Linked DNA regions of Homo sapiens: region 1 is linked to region 2. Evidence: read pairs that join two places in POLR2A ChIA-PET (ENCODE). Cell type or tissue: PC-3. All regions are shown on one strand. Links, peaks and the distances in the headings refer to the core of each region. The heading gives the core; the rest is flanking DNA. Region 1 overlaps BCL2L1 (BCL2 like 1). Region 2 has its middle 16 kb from the start of BCL2L1-AS1.

The links. ChIA-PET counts read pairs that join two places held together with the same protein. Peaks named below come from ENCODE experiments on the same cell type or tissue, not always from the same donor. Only the 100,000 strongest peaks of a DNase experiment are listed, where the experiment ranks them.
Region 1: POLR2A ChIA-PET joins it to region 2 with 10 read pairs; 27 of 35 experiments call an interaction of 5 or more read pairs at or near these places.

What each region holds. Positions count from the first base shown.
Region 1 is chr20:31,707,301-31,710,207 of GRCh38, reverse strand. All of the region lies in intron 2 of BCL2L1 (BCL2 like 1), which reads left to right. The region is part of intron 3 of BCL2L1-AS1 (BCL2L1 antisense RNA 1); the gene reads right to left. Among named protein-coding and RNA genes, the nearest start is that of BCL2L1, 14 kb to the left of the region's middle. In PC-3, for the core only: no CTCF peak of the experiment used is centred there; no DNase peak of the experiment used is centred there; H3K27ac peaks cover 1,425 bases.
Region 2 is chr20:31,657,694-31,660,600 of GRCh38, reverse strand. No RefSeq gene overlaps it. Among named protein-coding and RNA genes, the nearest start is that of BCL2L1-AS1, 16 kb to the left of the region's middle. In PC-3, for the core only: no CTCF peak of the experiment used is centred there; no DNase peak of the experiment used is centred there.

The DNA of each region.
Region 1 (2,907 bases), core at 208-2,707, 50 kb before region 2:
CTCGGAGTACACGGGCTTTATCCTGTCTTTCATCCCCAGCATCTAGCAGAGTGCTTGGTACATAGGAGGCACTTAGCAAATATTTGTTGAATAAGTGACTGTGTAGACCACCTCACACGGTGTCTGATATACTCAGTCAATGTTAGGCATTGTTATGTCTTAGGAAGATGTGGACCATGATGGGTTTAAATAGGTGAAAAGAATGTAACAAGAGCAGGCTGTGGCTGGGCGTGGTGGCTCACACCTGTAACCTCAGCACTTTGGGAGACTGAGGCAGGTGGATCACTTGAGATCAGGAGTTCGAGGCTGGCCTGGCCAATATGACAAAACCTTGTCTCTTCTTTTTTTTTTTTTTTTTTTTTTTTTTGAGATGGAGTCTTGCTCTTGCTCAGTTGCCCAGGCTGGAGTGCAGTGGCACGATCTCGGCTCACTGCAAGCTCCGCCTCCCAGGTTGACGCCATTCTCCTGCCTCAGCCTCCCGGGTAGCTGGGACTACAGGTGCCCGCCACCAGGCCCGGCTAATTTTTTTTGTATTTTTAGTAGAGACGGGGTTTCACCGTGTTAGCCAGGATGGTCTCGATCTCCTGACCTCGTGATCCACCCGCCTCAGCCTCCCAAAGCACTGGGATTACAGGCATGAGCCACCGCACCCGGCTCGTCTCTTCTAAAAATACAAAAATTAGCAGGGTGTGGTGGCGGGCGCCTGTAATCCCAGCTACTTGGGAGGCTGAGTCAGGAGAATCACTTGAGGCCGGGAAATGGAGGTTGCAGTGAGCTGAAATCATGCCATTGCACTCCAGCTTGGGCGACAGAGGGAGACTCTGCCACACACACACACACCAAAAAGATCAGGCTAGTTACACACGCGTGCACGCGCGCACACACACACACGAGCAGGCCAGACGGGTAAGAACCACCCAGACAGAACTGGAGGGTGGAGTATGTATGAAGCATTTGAGAGATCATGAGGAGGCAGACTGGCTAGAGCCAAAGATGGTCTGTGTCAGCAATAAAGTTGGTCAGGGAAGAAACCAGGTGGCTGATGACAGAGGCCTCTGGACAGAGGGATGGTTGATGGTAGAGGTGGGCCTAATGGGGAGAGGCCCAGAGCACCTGTGGGATGCAGTTAGGTCTCAGTAACCCCTAAGAAAAAGAATCTCTTGCCAGCCAGGGCTCAGCAGGCAGAGCTGCAGGGAGAGAAAAGCCAGAGGCACCTGCAACCTGCAGATCAGGTAAGCTGCCCTGGTTGTTATTTTGGGACTCAGGGCCAGGTGCAGATTCAAAGGATTGATTGAAGCCTTTTGGCAACTCTGGCCTCAGCAGGGTAAACATCACCTGTCTCCTGCCACCTGCAGTGACAATGCCAGGAAGGGTACCCTAGGTAGGCCCAAAGGGGCCTAACTTTCTTGCTGCCCTGGTGGAGCAAGAAATATCTTCTAGGAGAGGCCAATCCTTCCCTGCCCCACAGCTCCTTCTCTGCAAAGCTCAGGTGGCAATCAGGTACCTCCTGCCCAAGAGGCCCCCATGGTTCTGGCCTAAGGAAGGCAGGGCGGGGCATTGGGAGCCGTTGACAGCTGGGCTCAGCTGGGGGGAGGGGTCAGTTTGGGAGCAGGTGCAGATTTCAGGGAGGGTGGGGCCTAAAGGGAAGTAGGGATCTTGGTAGGCTGCAAAATTTTCCTCCCCATCCCCCAGCCACAGCTGGCTTCTCCAGGAACCTGATGACCTAGTTACAATGCTTAGAAATTGTCAGCTTAGCTTGCAGTTCAGGGCTTTGCCAGTCTCTCCTCTCTGAGGCTTCTTGGGTCCAAAAGGTACCTTGGCATTTCCCCAAGGGGGTTCCATGTGAATGACATACACTGTATCACATGTACAGGCTTCTTGCCCAGGGGAGGAAAGAGCCAGTAAGGCTGCTGCTTCTTCCCTTGTGTGTGCCCCCCAACCCCAGGGAGAAAATACTCCCATGCCCTTGCCCCCTTCTGTTTCTCTCTAGAGGGTTGGTGAGTGACAAATGGGAAGTCACAAACTTCTTCCCTTGAGGGTCAACAAAGAGGGCCAGACCCTTGTTGCCCTAAGGATAGATTGAGCACACCTAACCATTCTTTCCTTACCTCCCCATCTCAGTGTGATGTTAAAACCTGATGGAAAGAGGTTAGGAAGACTCTTCTGGGGGCTCTGGAGGCCCCCCACTCTCTCAGGCAGCAGCTGCTCCTGGTATTCCTGGTGTCTGCCTTGCCTCCTTGGGAGAAATTCCATCGTTGTTAAGAGTCAGGTACGAAATTTGACAAACCGTTGTTGAGTTGGTGAGTCTCACTTGCTTAATAGTTATCCTTGGCAAATACTTAATCTTTCCCAGCCTTAGTTTCCTCATGTATGGAAAAGAGGTAACAATATACAGTGCTTTTCTTTTTTCCTTTTTTTTTTTTTTTTTTGAGACAGAGTTTCGCTCTTGTTGCCCAGGCTGGAGTGCAATGGTGCCACCTCGGCTCACCACAACCTTCGCCTCCCAGGTTCAAGTGATTCTCCTGCCTCAGCCTCCCGAGTAGCTGGGATTACAGGCATGCGCCACCACGCCCAGCTAATTTTGTTTTTTTAGTAGAGACGGGGTTTCTCCATGTTGATCAGGCTGGTCTCGAACTCCTGACCTCAGGTGATCTGTCCGCCTCAGCCTCCCAAACTGCTAGGATTACAGGTGTGAGCCACCATGCCCGGCCTACAGCGCTTTTCTTGAAACACTCTTGAGAGCATGAAAATAGTTGAAAAGATACATGGAGCACTTACCAAGGAGCCCAGCATATAGTAATTACTTAGTATAACAAGCTACTATTATTACTGTTATTGTCACATTGCAATCACTGGTAAACAAATTGTTGTCATTGCTATTGGATCTACTCTCCAGGAGTGAACTTT
Region 2 (2,907 bases), core at 119-2,618:
ATTACCAACTGATGTCAACTTTATTCTTTTTTTCTAGCTGTGTGGTATTCCACAAGTTTTTAACCAGACCGCTCAGTGATTCCCAACTTTATATATTGCCATGGAACATGCTTGGAATTGCACAAAGGGAAAGCTGGAGGGGGTTTGGGACTCTCTATGTGGTTCTTGGTGAAAAACTCATTCAATTTCCATATATTACATATTTATGATGAAAGAAATGAAATATATTTCATAGAGAAAATATGAAGTTTTATCTTTGATTAAAACATCTAAATACATAAAATATTTTAAAATTTTTTCTTTAAAAACTTGACTTTGGTCCTGTAAATGCAACTTTTTATATGAGGTTTTATTATTGAAATGGCTCGGCCGGGCACGGTAGCTCACGCCTGTAATCCCAGCACTTTGGGAGGCTGAGGTTGGCGGATCATGAGGTCAGGAGTTCGAGACCAGAGCCTGGCCAGCATGGTGAAACCCCATCTCTACTGAAAAAAAAAAAAACAGAAAAAATTAGCCAGGAATGGTGGCGTGGTGGCGTGTGCCTGTAATCCCAGCTACTCTGGAGGCTGAGGCAGGAGAATTGCTTGAACCCAGGAGGCGGAGGTTGCAGTGAGCCGAGGTTGTGTCACTGCACTCCAGCCTGGGTGACAGAGCGCAACTCCGTCTCAAAAAAAAAAAAAAAAAAAAAAAGAGAAAGAAAGAAAGAAATGGCTCACGCAGGGCTCAGCATGGTGGCTTATGCCTGTAATCCCAGCACTTTGGGATGCCGAGGTGGGAGGATCGCTTGGGCCCAGGAGTTGGAGACCAACCTGGCAACATGGTGAGATCACTTGAACCCGGGTGAAACCCCATCTCTACTAAAAATACAAAAATTAGCTGGGCGTGGTGGCCCACATCTGTAGTCCCAGCTACTCGAGAGGCTGAGGCAGGAGAAATGCTTGAAACAGGGAAGCAGAGGTTGCAGTGAGCTGAGATTGTGCCACTGCACTCCAGCCTGGGCCACAGAGCAAGACTCTATCTCAAAAAAAAAAAAAAAAAAAAAAAAAAACAGAAAAAAGGAGACATTATAATCTCAAGTAGGAAATAAGAGAAAAATGTAAGCCATTCCAAAGCTTACTATTGAAATTATATTTAAACATTCTAATAGCTCTTCCTTTCTATAACTGACAAATTAATGTCAATATTTCTTGTATTCAGTTGGATTTGAAATCAATCCAAATGTACGTTTTCATTTTGAATATTTTAAAATAATGAGTTCAGAAAACAGGAAAAGATATAAATCTTTTAAACTCTTCTTTCTTTCTTTACCATTATAACTGTTATTAAAACTGGGCAAGGCTGCCGGGTGCAGTGGCTCACGCCTGTAATCCCAGCACTTTGGGAGGCCAAAACAGGTGGATCACGAGGTCAGGGGATCAAGACCATCCTGGCTAACACGGTGAAACCCCGTCTCTACTAAAAATACAAAAAAATTAGCTGGGCGTGGTGGCGGGCGCCTGTAGTCCCAGCTACTCGGGAGGCTGAGGCAGGAGAATGGCATGAACCTGGGAGGCAGAGCTTGCAGTGAGCCGAGATCGTGCCACTGCACTCCAGCCTGGGTTACAGAGGGAGACTCCATCTCAAAAAACAAAACAAAACAAAACAAAAAAAACTGGGCAAGGCTGTACAGCACCAAGGAAGAGAGAGGAAGGAAGGAAAGAAGGGAGAGAGTGAGGGAAACACAGAAGGAAAGAAGGAAGAAAGGAAGGAAAAGAAAGGGAATTATTGGTCACTATTACTTATGAACATGTATGCCAAAGTTATAATATTAATAAACCAAACCTAATATTAACAAACAACATAATATTAAAAGAATAATATATCACAACCTGTAGGGTTTATTCCAGGTAAACAAGATTGACTACATATAGGAATTTTTTCTTTTTGCTTTCTTTTTTTTTTTTGAGACGGAGTCTCACTCTGTAGCCCAGGCTGGAGTGCAGTAGCGCCATCTTGGCTCACTGCAACCTCTGCCTCCAAAGTTCAAGTGATTCTCCTGCCTCAGCCTCCCAAGTAGCTGGAATTACAGGCATGCACCACCATGCCAGGCTAATTTTTGTATTTTTAATAGAGACAGGGTTTCACCATGTTTGCCAGGCTGGTCTTGGACTCTTGACCTCAAGTGATCCGCCTGCCTTGGCCTCCCAAAGTGCTGGAATTACAGACGTGAGCCACCGCACCCAGCCAAGAAATTTATCTATGTAATTTATTGTATTGAAAAATTAACAAAGAAAATGCTTATGATTATTTCAGGAGATATGAAAATAGTATTTTGTAAAATTCAACACCTGTTCATTTTTTTCTTTTTTTTTGAGATGGAGTCTCGCTCTGTTGCCCAGGCTGGAGTGCAGTGGTGCCATCTTGACTCGCCACAGTCTCCACGTCCCAAGTTCAAGTGATTCTCCTGACTCAGCCTCCTGAGTAGCTGGGATTACAGATGCCCGCCACCACGTCCAGCTAATTTTTGTATTTTTAGTAGCAACGGGGTTTCGCTATGTTAGCGAGGCTGGTCTCGAACTCCTGACCTCCGGTGATCTGCCTGCCTCGGCCTCCCAAAGTGCTGGGGTTACAGGCATGAGCCACGGTGCCCAGCTAACACCTGTTCATGATTTATTAAATTTAAAAAAAAAAAGCTTTTTAGCCAGCTTTCACTTCTTTATAGTCTTCTGGGTCTATAGAAGTTTAAGATAATAATTTTGTGTATTGCTTGTGCAATGTTTTTTTTTTTTAAATAGAGACAGGGTTTCCTTATGTTGCCCAGGCTGGTCTGGAACTCCTGGGCTCAAATGATCCTCCTGCCTCAACCCCCCAAAGTTTAGGGATTACAGATGTGAACCACTGTGCCTGGTTCACTTGTGCAATTTTTAA